Linked DNA regions of Homo sapiens: region 1 is linked to region 2. A link is an interaction called in ENCODE POLR2A ChIA-PET data of the cell type or tissue named here. Cell type or tissue: OCI-LY7. All regions are shown on one strand. Region 1 holds the start of ITGB3 (integrin subunit beta 3). Region 2 overlaps KPNB1 (karyopherin subunit beta 1).

Region 1 (8,000 bases), 420 kb after region 2:
GACCCCCTCTCACATATGTGGGGGAAAGGGACCCCATCAGTTTCATTCTGGAAGCCTGCATAGCGCATATGCATGAAGTAGTAACAGCTTTTGCCTCCAATACATGGCAGATAGCATGGATAGGAAGAATAATGACAATAGTAGTTGTCATTCATTAAACACTTATTTTGTGCCTCTGTTTCATTTAATCAGCATAATCATAGGCATTGTTTCCTCTGCCTTACAAATGAGGAAACTGAGGACTCAAGAGATTAGGTAACTTATTTAAGGCCACACAGCCTACAGGAGACAAAGTCAAGAATCAAACCCACATCTTACTGGCTTTAAACCATAGCCCTCCCTTTCCGAAGCCAACAAGCCTTCCTGCTGTGTTTCTCCAGGACCTGAGGATACCTGCAGAGGGCTTCGATTGGAGAGCTTCTAGGATATAAACTCCAGAAGAGAAATAAGCACCTCAGCTTAGACCTAATTAGGTCAGAATAAAAACCTAAACACGAGGAAGACACAAAACCCATACTTCCTGGGTGAAGCTAAAAAGATCATCTTTGTACATAAAATGAAAAACTTGATGCTATCCTCAGTCAATCTCTCTTCTCCCCAAAGCAGACTCCGCTACTCTGGGACAACCTCTCTGTGCCACTCAGCTCTTTCTGTGCCCCTTCAACACTTGGAGTCCCAACACAACTCTCCTACTCTCATCCCACCATCTGCTTCCCCAGGGATCTGAAGACCCTACCACCAACACTGGGATGGCAGATATAAATATAGTAGAAACTGATTTGTGAGGTTGGGGGGGGGGGTATTACTCTGGAAGTCTGACTTTAGAGCCCCTGCCCTTAAACACTACTGTACACTGCTTCTCAGAGAGAGTGTGGGGCTAGCTCAGCACAACCCATTACCACTTCTGGAATCGCCCCAATCACAAGATTAATCTGTGAACAGATCGCCTAAGGATTTTTTTTTAATTTTTAGTAGAGATTAGGTCTCACTATGTTGCCCAAGCTGGTCTCGAACTCCTGGGCTCAAGCAATCCTTCTACCTCCACTTCCCAAAGTGCTGGGATTACAGGCGTGAGCCACCGTGCCTGACCAGATATCTTAAAGGATCTTTTAATGCAAACTTACGTATGTCAATGCAGTGGAATCCAATACACTCCAAAGTGAATTTAGAAGACTGTGAATGTGAAAATTTTTTAATGACAGCAAAAATTGTCGTAAGTGCATGGAAGCAAGCATCTCATCCTGGACAGGACAAGGATACCCTTTTTTTAATTATGTATTTATTTATTTATTTATTTATTTATTTTTACTGAGTTGCCCTGGTGGATTTCTCCATTCCCGGCATCAATAGCCAGCAGCATCTGACCCAAGGCTCCACATGTCCCAGGGCAGAATGCTGGAGATTCTTATTTCTGTGTCATAGTCATCAGACTGCTCACTGCACGCTAACACTATCAGCTGATCTGTTTTAGTCCCAGTCACATAGGAAATGCAGCAATAACCACTGCAATATTCCTCTACATATCAACTGTAATCCCTCCTTCAAGATACCCTTGGCCGGGTGCGGTGGCTCACGCCTGTAATCCCAGCACTTTGGGAGGCCAAGGCAGGCTGATCACGGGGTCAAGAGATCGAGATCATCCTGGCCAACATGGGGAAATCCCGTCTCTACTAAAAATACAAAAATTAGTAGGGCGTGGTGGTGCGTGCCTGTAATCCCAGCTACTCGGGAGGCTGAGGCAGGAGAATCCCTTGAACCCGGGAAGCGGAGGTTGCAGTGAGCTGAAATCGCGCCACTGCACTCTAGCCTGGCGACAGCGAGAGTCCATCTCAAAACAAACAAACAAACAAAAAAAGATATCCTTGCCCTGTCCAGAATGAGTTATACGTCTATACATACACAGAAGAGTCTTGACGGGAATCACTAAAGTATTTTCGAATAGTTTATCTTTGAAGTGAATTTATCAACAAATCTTCCCTTTTTAAAATAAATCCTGGCCAGGTGCGGTGGCTCACGCCTGTATTCCCAGCACTTTGGGAGGCTGAGGTGGGCGGATCACTTGAGGCCAGGAGCTCCAGACCAGCCTGGCCAACATGGTGAAACCGCGTCTCTACTAAAAATACAAAAATTAGCCGGCCGTGGTGGCAGGCGCCTGTAATCCCAGCTACTCGGGAGGCTGAGCCAGAAGAATCGCTTAAACCCAGGAGGCAGAAGTTGCAGTGAGCCGAGAACCCACCACTGCACTCCAGCCTGGGCGACAGAGCAAGACTCCGTCTCAAAAATAAATAAATAAATAAATAAATAATAAAATAAAATAACAAATCCCTTCTGCAGGGTGTAGATTGTTTTACGAGTACTACAGTTTTTATTAAAAATACTTACATGCACTCTTGTGTCATCCTCTGAGGCAGAGGCGGCCCCAGCAGACCAGGAGCCAGGGTTTCTCTCCAGCCCAGGCAAAATCACCAAGGACTCAGAGAGGACCACGGGCAGCAACCCCGGGCTGTGCCCGCTCCATCCCTCCACCTGTGTCCCCAGTACCAAAGAGGCCGAATGCCAATTGCCCTGACGGCTGACGGTGTGCGCAGCAGCCAGAGACAAAGCCAAGGATCCCACCGGCCCAAGGGAGCCTTTTCATGGCTCCCCGAATACACTAGAGATTTTTCGGGTGCAGGGTCTGCCCTGGGAGCAGAGGCACCGCTGCCACCTGGGGACACTGGAGGAGGCAAAGCCCTCATCCTGCTCCAAAACAACCCCGCAGGAAGCCAAGTTGAAGGTAAAAAAAAGAAAGAAAGAAAGAAAAAAGGAAAAGAAAAAACCTTCTGGAGAAAGCGTAACAGGAGAAATTGGAAATGTGGGGAAACTGGCAAACCCGCGCGCGCGCACGCTCTCACCCAGGAAGCTACAGCGGCATCCCTCTGCCAAGGCGCGGGAACAACCCCCGGAAGCCCCACCTCGCCTTGGCTCCTGGGCCAGTCGTCCTTGGCCCGACCAGGACCACCCGCGACGCGCGCAGCCCCGGGTGAGCGCGGGGCTCAGAGATGCGCCCACCGCACCGTGCGCGCCGCGGCGGCCGGGAAGGCGCTCAGCCTGGCTGATGGCTTCGGCGTCTCGGAGGACCCGCTCCCAGGCACCAGGCACCTCTCAGCCCCGCCACCGCCGGGCCAGGAAGGTCCCCAGCTCCCGGCTCCGACCGCGCCAGCCAGGACACGCGCATTCCCAGCGCAGACGCGCGGGACCAGCCCTCCGCGTTTGCCGGCTCCAAGTCCGCAACTTGACCGGGGCGCAGATCCTGGGGCAGCTGCGACGCTGCCGAGCCGGAGCCTCACTCACCTCCTACGCCAACGCCCGCCAGCGCCCCCAGCGCCAGCACAGTCGCCCAGAGCGGCCGGGGCCGCGGCCGCGCTCGCATCTCGTCCGCCTCCCGCGGCGCTCCGCCCGCCCCACAGTGGGCGCCGCCGCCCGCGGCCGCTTTTCCCGCAGCGGGAGGGGAGGGGAGGGGACGCGGTGGGTGGGACGCAACGGGGCGGGCCGCGGACTCGCGCTTCCTCCCCTCCGGCTTCTCTAGATCCCCTCGCGCTTCTCTAGACCCTGCGCCTGAGAGGGAGCGGTGGGAAACTATTGCTCCTCTCTCGCCGCCTCCCTCGCCTCGCCCACGAGGACCCGCCTGCCAGCCGGGTCGTCAGCGCATCCTGGTCCCGGGGGTCCGCGACTGGGCACTTGGTGTGCTTAGAAAGGCCAGGAGCCTGTGGCCCCTCTCCGGACCCTTCCAGTCCCGCCTCCTGGGAGACCCTGTTTCGCTGGATTCTTGGGACACATTCACCCACTACCTCGAGTTTCATTCATTCACACTTTAATTCATTTGACTGGCAAACATCTGCTGAATGCCTTCTCTGAACCGGTTCAGTCCTTTATTATTCACTAATTTTTTTCTTGCCTTAGTTTGGTTTTCCGGTAGACTACCTACCTGTTGAGGGCAAGACCACATCCCAAGCTTGCGTAAGCAGTGATAGGTCCATGAAGAGCCTCGCCCTACAAACACTTGCTTGCACCTAGCCAGTGTCTGAAAACGTTTCAGAACACAGCATATTGCCTCCAAATTCACACTCACAGGCTTTGGGACTTTATCTATTTTCCTCAAAGGCCTCCTGCCTGACTCCCCCAAACTGTGGCCCCTTATCTCCCACCCCAATCTTTCTTTGAGTCCCTGGGTCTTCCCCAGACTTAAAACCTCTGGAAGCTCAGAGAGGCAAAATACTATGGCTATGAGCAAGAGGGCACCAGGAAGTAGCTGGTAGTGCAGCCTGCCTCAATGGGTAGTCCTGATGGTGATAAAAACAAGGCCAGAGGCATCAGTTCCCCTTTAGGGCTTTCAGAGTGGCCCTGGGCTTCCCTACGCAGCGTGCCCACCCTCTTCTGAGACACACAAGATGCCAGACAACTGGCCCTGACCCATCTCTCCAGCCCATCTCCCACCCTAGTCCAAGAAGATACTTGTCATTCCCCAATGCTCCATGCCTTCCTATCTGACTGATTTTCCTTCCTTTTTCCACTTGGAAAATTCCACTTATCTTTCAAAACATCTCAGATGCCATCTTTTTCCATGTAATTTTTTTCTGACAATCCTCCACCTCCTGCCCCACCCTCCCAAACACTAGGACCTTAATAGTAACACACATCAGCTGAAGCGTCACTAGCAATTTGCAAGGGGAAAAGCCAGCTCTGCAAAGGGTACTTGGGCCCTCTGACCTGGGTTTTCAGGCTGAAGCTCCATCTACCTCCCCTGGCTGCAGAGGGCCTCTAGGCCAGAAGCATTTTAACAGCAGTGTCAATGCCCTGGAGCAAAGTTCAGGTCACATGGCCTGGTTACATCTCTGCCTAAGTATTTAGTTATCTGCTCCATTCCCATATATATAAAACCAATCTCCAGCCACTTAGGTGTCTCCTTAGCCTATCCCTGCTGTCAGCAACCACTTGGGGTGGGCACTGGCCTCAGCAAGTATGCTAAGTCCACAACCCTAGCCCAAGCCCTAGCAAACATGACATAATTGTGCAAGTGAGTCCATCCTGCACTCCCAGCCCCAGGGAAGGCAAAGGAGCTAGTCCATTCACATTTAGTATAGTAATTGATGGTTGTGTTTACATTTACTATCTTGTTATTCGTTCTATCTTTTTGGCTGGTTTCTCTGTTTCTCTTTTTCTGCTTTCTTTTGGGATAATTTTTTTTTCTCTACTGGCTTCCTAGCTACACCTCGTTTGCATGTGTGTGTGTGTGTGTGTGTGTGTGTGTGTGTGTTTGCTCTAGGTATTACAATATTCCTCCTTAACTTATCATACAGTAGCCTATGTTGAATTAATATTGAACAATTCTATGTAAATTGTAAGAACCTGTAAACTAAAAATAACATTATAAGCCCCCCCACAACTGTCTGAACTAACCCTTCCTCTCAGCCAAGGGCATTCCAAAGTTAATCTGAAAAACTAGTTCAGACCATGATGTGAAGCAGGTTTGGGGAAGGTGGAGGGGGGGTGGTGGTTGAATATGCCTCACAGCTGACCAGCATTAGCATCAACACAAAGACCTTAAGGCTGATAGAATAGACTCTCTAAGTCTGATAAGAAACATTAACAGTCTATTCTGTCTGAAGCCTCTGGCTTCATCTGCATGATAAAAGTTTGGTCTCCACAACCCTTTATCCTAACTCAGACATTCCTTTCTGTTGGTTCTAGGTCTTTAGATAATAACACTTACAACCAATTGCCAATGAAAAAATCTTTGAATCCGTCTCTAACCTGGAAGTCCCTGTGTCAGATGTCCTGCCTTTCTGGACTGAACCAATGTTCAATGTACATGTATTGATTGATGTCTTTTGTCTCCCTAAAATGTATAAAACTGAGCTGTAGCCTGACCACCTTGGGCACGTGTCTTCAGGACTTCCTGAGGCTATGTCATGGGCATGTGCTTAACCTTGGCCAAATAAACTTCTAAATTGATTGAGACTTGTCTCTTCAAGTACATTAAAGATGGTCTGCTGTTTGCTGTCTCCATCATCTCTGGTGAGAAGTCTGCCATCCTTTATATTCTTGTTTCTCTTTCTTCTCCTCCTGGATTTTTTTCCCTAACTTTTTATTTTGAAATCATTAATACTTACAGAAGAGTTACAAAATACTAAAGAGAGTTTTCTTATGTCCTTCACCCAGCTTCCCCTAACGTTCACATCTTACATTTCTACATCATAATTATCAAACACAGGAAATTAACATCGATATAATACTATCAATTCATCTAGCTACAGAATTTGAATTTTACCATTTTTTTTCCCATTAATGTTCTTTTTCTGGTCCAGGATCTAATCCATTGTATTTAGTCATCATGTCTCCTTAGTTGGCCTCAATCTGTGACATTTTCTCAGTCTTTCTCATTCATCACTTTGACACTTTTGAAAAGTCTAGGCCAGCCGGGTGTGGTAGCTAATGCCTATAATCCCAGCACTTTGGGAGGCCAAGGCAGGTGGATCACTTGAGGTCAGGAGTTCAAGACCAGCCTGGCCAAGATGGCGAAACGCTATCCCTACTAAAAATACAAAAAAGGGCCAGGCGTGGTGGCTCATACCTGTAATCCCAGCACTTTGGGAGGCCAAGATGGGCAGATCACCTGAGGTCAGGAGTTTGAGGTCAGCCTGGCCAACATGGTGAAACCCTATCTCTACCAAAAATACAAAAAATTAGCCAGGCATCATGGCAGGCACTTGTAATCCCAGCTACTTAGGAGGCTGAGACAGGAGAATCGCTTGAACCTGGGAGGCGGAGTTGCAGTGAGCCAAGATCACACCACTGCACATCAGCCTCGGTGACAGAGCAAGACTCCGTCATACACACACATACACACAAATTAGCTGGGCATGGTGGTACGTGCCTGTAGTCCCAGCTACTTGGGAGGCTGAGGCAGGAGAATCACTTGAACCTGGGAGGCAGAGGTTGCTGTGAGCCGAGATTGCACCGCTGCACTCCAGCCTGGGTGACAGAGGAAGACTCCATCTCAAAAAGAAAAAAAAAGAAAAGAAAAGTCTAGGCCAGTTTTTTGTAGTATTTTGTTTATTTGGGGCTTGTCTGTTGTTTTCTCATTTTGGACAATAATACCACAAAAATGATGTTGTGCCTTCTCAGTACATCATATCAAGGAGTATATGATGTTGATATGGCTTATTACTTTGATCACATTGTTAAGGTGGTGTCTGCCAGGTTTATTCACTATAAAGCTACCATTTCTGTGAATGACAGGGCCTTAGCAGATGGATAATAAAAAGTAAAAAAATACAAAAAAAAAGCTACCATTTTTCTCTTTGTAATCAATACATATTTAATGGGAGGATACTTTAATTTTATGCAAATATCATAATGGTTTCATAATTTCACCCACTAATTTTATCATCCATTGATGATTCTTAACTGCAACAATTATTACTGTGGCATTTGATTCACAGTGATTTTCTATTTTCCTTTTTCTTATACAGTTATTAATTAACATTCAACAGTAAAGAAGAGCTGTCCCTTCTCTTCCACTTTAAAATTTGTTTATTTATGTCAGTATAAACTCACAGATATTTATTTTATTGCAGGACTGATAATCCAGTACTATCATTATTATGCTGCTCAAATTGTCCCAGGTTTTTCTCTAGCTACTCTATTCAACATCATCTAGATGTCGTCTATCTATTTGGAGACAGTTTTCAAATCCTTTCTAAGATTTATGTTCTCTAGGTGATATGACCCCAATTTATTTTATTTTATTTTATTTTATTTTATTTCATTTCATTTCATTTTTGACACAGGATCTTGCTCTGTTGCCCAGGCTAGAGTGCAGTGACATGATCATAGCTGATTGTAGCCTTGAACTCCTGGGCTAAAGCAATCCTCCTACTCCAGCCTCCTCAGTATCTAGGACTATAGGCACACACCACCACATCCAGATAATTTTTAAATTCTTTGTAGAGACAGAG
Region 2 (8,000 bases):
ACCTGTAATCCTAGCTACTCAGGAGGCTGAGGCAGAGAACTGCTTGAACCCGGGAGGCAGAGGTTGCAATAAGCTGAGATCGCACCACTGCACTCCAGCCTGGGCGACAGAGCGAGACTGTCTCCAAAAGAAAAAAAAAAAAAAAAAGAAGAAGAAAAGAAAAGAAAAAAAGAAAATTAGTCGGGTGTGGTGGCATGTGACTGTAATCCCAGCTACTCGGGAGGCTGAGACAGGAGAATTGCTCAAACCCAGGAGGCAGCAGTTGCAGTGAACCGAGATTGTGCCATTGCACTCCAGCCTGGGCGACAGTGAGACTCTGTCTCAAAAAGAAAACACACACACACACACACACACACAAAAAAACATTTGACTTTGGAAATCTTCTCTAGAGCTAGGCAACGTCTAAAAGCACTGCTGTAAAGAAAGAATAGGGCATGAGGAAAGGAATAGAAAACAGAAGAGAATTAGGGGGAAATGGCATTACTGATGATTTTATTAGGACCCAAAATACTCAGGGAATTTCAGTGAATTCCAGTTTTAAAAGTTCTGCTCTCCATCACTATGAGGAGTCAAACATTTGGCTCAAGGAAAAACTGAGGCTGCCTGACTCAGAAGCACCTACATGGGAAAAAGTACAAACAAAAAAAATGCCAGAAGGCAGTGCTTGCCAGAATGGCCTAAAGAAAACATACCCCCCTCCTCCAGGAAGTAGAAGAAAGAGGACAGTGGAGGCAAGATCTTACCAAGCTTGGTTCTTCAGTTTCCTCAGTTCTTTTGTTGCCCATGTAGCAAGGGTTTTTGCTTTGTTAGTCTTCGATCTCCGCCCTTCAGTTAACAATTCATGGATCATTGGCCTAGCTTCTACTAATTTCAGTACATCCTTCCCAAATGCTGTACATAAGTCCCTGTGCAAAACAAACACAGCTGAGAATGAGCTCCTAGCCCCATACCAGTATAATGTTTTGAGCCTTCCAAACCAGTGCTATGGGTTTCTTAGCAAATTTCAAAGATAAATAAAACCCTCAGTAGAGGTCACTAGACAGAGGCAATTGTTGACCAACATCAGAGTTTAATGGGGTGTAATACAGACACCTTGAGGGTCTGGAATAAACTATCATGTGAACACTCAAAACAGGACATGAAGCGTTCTGCAAAGAAATCTCTGTGCCAAAAAAGTGAACTGTTGCCATCCGCGATACTCTCAAAACTCCTTACTCCATGTTTTCTCATTTTCTGTGAGAAGTTCTATTCAGCTCTTAGAAGCAGGGTATAACTTACCCTATTAGTCCAGCAGCACAAGCTACTACTCCATCTGTGTGATCCTCATCTCCAGCAATGTGGTCAATGAAAGACAGAATAAATTCTACTCTGGGTTGTACCAGCATCACATCCGCTATAAAAGAGAGAGAAGGTATTGGTCGGGTGCGGTGGCTCATGCCTGTAAACCCAGCACTTTAGGAGGCCCAGGCGGGTGGATCACAAGGTCAGAAGATCGAGACCATCCTGGCTAACTCGGTGAAACCCCGTCTCTACTAAAAATACAAAAAAATTAGCCGGGCGTGGTGGCGGGCGCCTGTAGTCCCAGCTACTCAGGAGGCTGAGGTAGGAAAATGGCGTGAACCCAGGAGGCGGAGCTTGCAGTGAGCCGAGATTGCGCCACTGCGCTCCAGCCTAGGCGACAGAGCAAGATTCCATCTCAAAAAAAAAAGAAAAAAAAAAGAGAGAGAAGGTCTGATGCAGCTGTCCCTCATATGGCAGGACTACATCCTTTTTCAAAATTTCCAACTATTATACCCCTATCATACAAGGTCCAAGCTGGATAACTAGATGCATATAGTTATATCAAATTATTCTTCCTTTGATTAATGTGTCGTTCCTCAAGTCGACAGAAGAGACAAATATTCCTCTTCCTATAGGCAAATATAGAAGAAACAAATTTAACTTTTTCCTGAGCTAATGATACCAAGGGGGGTGAAGTAAAAAATTTCCCCAATCAGCAACAAGAACACGTAACGGGAATTATGACTCCCCAGTCCTCCAATTTAGCTTGTGGGGATGGGAAAGGGGTAGGGGACCTGCCACTCATGGTTGATACAGGAAGCATTTATGTTGGGTTTCTTCCCCCCAACATTTTTGCTGAATCCCATCCCTTGTAATACTCAAGAAATATGAGAAAAAGAAGCAGAGGGCTGGGTGCAGTGGCTCACGCCTGAAATCCCATCACTTTGGGAGCCCAAGGTGGGAGATTGCCTGAGCTCAGGAGTTCGAGAGCAGCCTGCAAAACATGGTGAAATCCCATCTCTACTAAAATACAAAAAAAAAAAAAATAGCTGGGCATGGTGGTGTGTGCCTGTAGTCCCAGCTACTCAGGAAGCTGAGGCATAAGAATCACTTGAACCCAGGAAGTGAAGACTGCAGTGAGCTGTGATCGCTCCACTGCACTCCAGCTTGGGTGAGAGTGAGACTGTCTCCAAAAAATAAAAATAAAATAAAATAAATTTAAAAGGCTGGGCACAGTGGCTCAAGCCTGTAATCCCAGCACTTTGGGAGACCAAGGCGGGTGGATCAATTGAGATCAGGAGTTCAAGACCAGCCTGACCAACAAGGTGAAAGCTTGCCTCTACTAAAAATATAAAAATTAGCCAGGCATAGTGGCAGATGTGTATAGTTCCAGCTACTCAGGAGGCTGAGGCAGGAGAACTGCTTGAACCTGGGAGGTGGAGGTTGCAGTGAGCCGAGATTGCACGACTGCACTCCAGCCTGGGCAACAGAGTGAGACTCCGTCTCAAAACAAAAAAAAGAAAGAAGAAGCAGAGCAAAAACAGTAGTCTACAGTTTTCCCCAAGCCACTCTCTTCATTAGGGCACTGCTCCCCCTTCTCCCAGCCTTTTAAGCAACAGGCACTAGGTTCACAAGCGAGCTACAGAATGACAGACATAGCCCACTTGGCTAAGTGCACATTGGCGAGCGGACGAAGGGAACTGGGTTGTATACTCAACGGTGTACGTTCTCCTGATCCCCCTTTAATCCCTGGACGATTCCAGTATAGGCTTCCAAGCAGCTTTCCCTTAGCTCATTCAGATAATCCACCATGTCATAGTCTGACTGTAAGACACAAAGAACAGAACCTACATCACACTGATCACTTTTAGCTGCATGTTTGTCAATAGTCCCTCCAATTAGAGCTAGACTTAAAGAACAGCCAAGATAGCTTTAAGCTTACCTTGTCCACCTGGGCTTGGGAGGCCTGCTGAAGAGTATTCAATACAACCTCTAAGTATTTTTTAAACTCTCCTCCAATAGCAAGGGCAATATCACCAAACACTGACAGAATCTGCGGCTTCACAGACCTGTGGACGTTCTCATTCTGACAAGGAACAAAAGGAAAAGTGAATTAAGTCAAAACTTGTTTGGTCCAAAGATTCATGAAAATTTCATTTCTAACAAGCAACTATTGATTTTAAATATTTGGATGGTCCTTTATAGCTTACAAAACCTTTCCCATTTGCACCTCACACCAACTCTAAGAAGCTAGCCCAGGTATTGGTATTCCCACTTTACACATGAGGAGACTGACTTAAGAATCAAGTGACTTGTCTGAGAACACACATGTACAATAATTAATGATGGCTATCTCTGGAGAGAGGTATAATATACAAATGGTCCCCTGCTCATGATGGTTTGATGATTTCTCCACTTTACAATGTGTTTATTGGGACCTAACTCCATCATAAGTCAAGGAACAACTGTATTTACTTTTCCTTTGCATTTTACTGTTTTGTTTTAAAAATCTCTAATAGAGCACACATTCCTTTAACTTTACAATCTTTCTTCAGAGTCATCTGTGAAATGAACAACTCCCCTCTTTATAAGCCCAAAGCCAATGTTCTAGAAACTTACAGCTCCCTGTCACTGATTTTTTTTTTTTTTTTTTTTTTTTGAGACGGAGTTTGGCTCTTCTTGCCCAGGCTGGAGTGCAATGGCGTGATCTTGGCTCACTGCAACGTCCACCTCCCGGGTACAAGCGATTATCCTGCCTCAGCCTTCCGAGTAGCTGGGATTACAAGCGCCTGCCATCACGCCCGGCTAATTTTTTTTGTATCTACAGTACAGACGGGGTTTCACCATGTTGTCCAGGTTGGTCTCGAACTCCTGGCCTGCCTCGGCCTCCCAAAATGCTGGGATTACAGGCCACTGCGCCCAGCCTGGTCGATATTTAACTATCTTTCCAACTGTTGTTTTCTTCAAAGAAGACTGGTTAATTAGATTGTGTGTAGATACTCACCCCCAAATTTTCCAGAAGCAGCTGCATCACCTCGTCACAGAAAGGTATGATGTTGGATTGCAGGGCACGGCACAAGTCTCCCACTAAGCCCACAGCTGCCAAACAAACCTGCCAAGAATCAAGGAAATAATCTTCTAACAGAAAAGGCTGCCTGCTGGGGCAAGATATTATTTTTAACTAGCTGCTGAGCTTTTATCACTTGAACCTAGAGTTAAATCCCTCTGCCGAGATTAATTTTTCAACAACCAACATGGCAGGCAGGGAACAAAGACTATCCGAGAGAGATCACTGATAAAGTTAAAAAAAAAAAAAAAAAAAAAGCCTTGCTCTCCAGGGTGCTAATAGCTCAACTTTATAGCTGCTCCTGCATTAGTACTGTCTAAGCAAATAAACAGTCATCTTGTCCACCATTATCTGTTACATCTAATATCTTGTCCACCGTTATCTGGTACATCTAATATCCTGTTTTTCATGGACTACTTCCAGTTCAAACGTTCAGGCAATGAATAAAGTAGCTTGCCTTTTAGGACAATGTATCAGGAAAAACTACTTAAGCTATAAGAACCTGGTTTTGCGTGCACTACAGTGACTGTCAGATATAAATGGGAACATACTATTTTGAAAAGCACATCCTACCTGGTATTCAGCATAATTTTTTAATCCAATGCCCAGGAAGGGTTTAAAGGCCTCCATGTACTTGAGGAATTCACCACCCAACACTGTAATGAAATAAGCTATTAGCCAATGACAGCACCACGGGTTAACACAGAGGCAGGCAGAAATAACCCATCCTACCTCTCCCAAAATGTACTCGCTCCACTCAACAGGTTGGGTGAAATGTGCTTTAGTTACCGATTCCATCATGAAGACATTAAAGGCTTGCATAAGCCAAATTTATTACTGCTGGAAGGGCCCTAATTCATACGCCACAGAGACAATGCCCACTGTCCACAGAATAGGGCTTTACTCTGACTAATACAACCAAGTGGTATGACCCTCAAGGAATGTCAAGGTTAATTTTAAATGGGCTGAACCAGCAATACTGACTCTTGTCCACCTCCTCATCTGATAATAGCATGTCCTTTCTGCAAGCCAGCTTCAAAACAGGGTCCTTAGGCAATTCCATCAAGGGCTAAACAAGCCACAGCCAGGAAAAGCAGCACTGGGCTTCAGATCCAAATCAGCCACTCCAGGAGCCAAAATTAACTTCTTTGCCCTTTCAGAGGAGTGGTCACATGTTGACAGACCAGTTGGACATAGGCTGTTTATGCCAAAAATAGGTCTAGTCCTCAGGAGAGTGGTCCTCAGGTAAATGGCCTTAGCAATGTACTTACAGGCCACCCCTGAAAAGGCATATCAGATTCCTAAAGTGCTTCGTAATGCCCCTTCAAAGAGTCTTAAGTCAGATATGGCTTCCCCAAACCAATTTTGCAGTCAGACATGTAAAAATCAGAAAATCAATTCCTAGAACTCGCTCAATGTTTCATTTCATCCCATACCAGGCACCATGATGTGTCAATCTTAGTCCAAAGCACTACAAACCAAACCAGGTGATGACAAGTACCAGGAAAGAAAATAGAAACTTTTAGCAGGGCACAGTGGCTCATGCCTATAATCCCAGCTACTCAGAAGGCTGAGGCAGGAGAATTGCTTGAACCTGGGAGGTGGAGGCTGTGGTGAGCCAAGATGGTGCCACTGCACTCCATCCTGGGCAACAGAACAAGTCTCAAAAAAAAAACAAACAAAAAAAAAAAACAAAAAAAAAACAACACCTCTGCCAATCTCCGTTGCAAACTGGCTCCCCATTTAAATGGACTGACAAGGCAGTTATACAAATTTAAGTGGTGTGCACTTAAGTTCAATCTAACTTTGAAGTGACTCATGCCCCAGTAAAAGGACTATGCTTTCTATAGTCAAAAATTCTTTAATGCTCTGACAAGGAGGCCCAGGAGTTTGAGACCAGCCTGAGCAATATAGTGAGACCCTATCTTCACACACAAACAAAATTAAGCTGGGCCCAGTGGCTCACATCTATAATCCTAGCACTCTGGGAGGCTGAGGCAGGAGGATCACTTGACTCAGGAGTTCAAGACCAGTCTGGGCAACATGGCGAAACTCCATCTCTACCAAAAATATAAAAATTAGCTGGGCATGGTGGTGTGCATCTGTTAGTCCCAGCTACTGTGGGGGCACTGAAGTGGAAGGATCATGTGAGCCCACGATTTCAAGGCTGCAGTGCGCCAAGATCGTGCCACTGCACTCCAGCCTGGGTGACAATTATTTAAGGCCACTGAAATGCCTACATTCCAAAGACATTCCCTGACCAGACAGTATTTCTCACCGACCTTCCACCAGTGTGCTAACTGCCATCAGGGCATCCTCTTGTACTCCCCCAGACCCAGCTGTGCTTTGGAACATCCTTAACAGGGAGGCCATAACCACATCAGAGATCTGCAAAGCATCTTGATGTTGCACTTTCCGAAGAACATTCTGTGAAATGAGTAAGAGTTCAAGATCAGTTGATTCCAAATCTCCCAATCAGAACACTATACCTTTTCTTTTTAAAATCAATTAAGTCCCTTGATATTTTTTAATTTTGGGAATGCCAAATGTATTTTATACACAAAAACATTGACAGTACCAATCATCAGCAATACATTTTAACATTTCTCCTGTTTCTCAATTCAGAACAAACGTGAGCTGATCCTCCGTTGTGCAGAAGGTCATGTCCTCTCAATTTCATTTGTCTTACTGTCTGACAAATCCCTGCTGGTAGCCGCCATAGTCCAGTCTTACTGGAATGATAGTTAAATTACTTCAGCTTTAGAGAAGGCCCTATCACCTTAGAGCTCTTATTCATAAAACAAACAAAAAGCAACCCTTCCTATATCCTACCTATTTACAGATGACCTAGAAATAAACTTGATAAAATCAAACCAACCTGACTTCTCCCATCAAACATTCCTTCCTCACTCGTTTGTTTCAACTAATGTCACTGACATTAGGTCAAACAGCAAATGTTTCAAAAGATGACGGTACAAATTCAAGGCTTTATTTTTAGCCAAGTGAACTATAGCTGGGAACCAAATCTGACTGAGCTAGGCTTGAATAACCTAATGAAAAACCAAGAGTTTTTTGGTTTTCAAAATAAAAAAACCAAAACCATTCAAGCTGCCAACACAAATGAGCTATACATCTGGAAGGAACCATCACACATTAAGTAGTTTCCTTCTCTACACAGTGACATTAGTTGAAACAAACGAGTGAGGAAGAGAGGTCTGAGGAGTGTATGTTGAATTAGGAGAAGTCAAGTTGGTTTGATTTTATCAAGATTACATCTAGACCATCTGTAAATAAGTAGGATTTGAATCTTTCTAGACAGACAGGTAAGGCAGGTGGGGAATTCCTCTCCCAATCAACCAATCACAGACCAAAGCCTTCTGAGAACAGCTTCTGATCCGCATCATCTATACCATTTTCGAGTTCTGTGTGTACACGAACTTGTTATACTGAGATACTAATAATTCTCCAACCTGGAGTTATTAAGTCATAAGGCACCACCATACCTGAAGAGTTGCACAGAGTAAAGACTGAAGGTCATTGAACTGGATTCTATCGGATGTGCTCTGGATATGTGACTACAAAGAAAATAAGAAAACATACTCTACATGAAAACCTTCCACTTTTGCTGGGACCATTTAATAATCTTCCCTAA

The links. ChIA-PET counts read pairs that join two places held together with the same protein. Peaks named below come from ENCODE experiments on the same cell type or tissue, not always from the same donor. Only the 100,000 strongest peaks of a DNase experiment are listed, where the experiment ranks them.
Region 1: POLR2A ChIA-PET joins it to region 2 with 11 read pairs; 3 of 35 experiments call an interaction of 5 or more read pairs at or near these places.

Annotation. Positions count from the first base shown.
Region 1 is chr17:47,249,274-47,257,273 of GRCh38, reverse strand. ITGB3 (integrin subunit beta 3) reads right to left here and starts at 3,447. Exons shown (of 15, transcript NM_000212.3): 1 at 3,334-3,447. The coding sequence starts at 3,412. RefSeq lists a silencer at 3,393-3,652. In OCI-LY7, a CTCF peak has its summit at 3,345; DNase peaks (open chromatin) are centred at 3,003, 3,343 and 4,303; H3K4me3 peaks cover 1,570 bases.
Region 2 is chr17:47,673,413-47,681,412 of GRCh38, reverse strand. KPNB1 (karyopherin subunit beta 1) reads right to left here. Exons shown (of 22, transcript NM_002265.6): 14 at 7,852-7,923; 15 at 6,631-6,775; 16 at 4,922-5,004; 17 at 4,286-4,393; 18 at 3,224-3,367; 19 at 3,000-3,105; 20 at 1,279-1,393; 21 at 744-905. Among named protein-coding and RNA genes, the nearest start is that of TBKBP1, 17 kb to the left of the region's middle. In OCI-LY7, no CTCF peak of the experiment used is centred here; no DNase peak of the experiment used is centred here.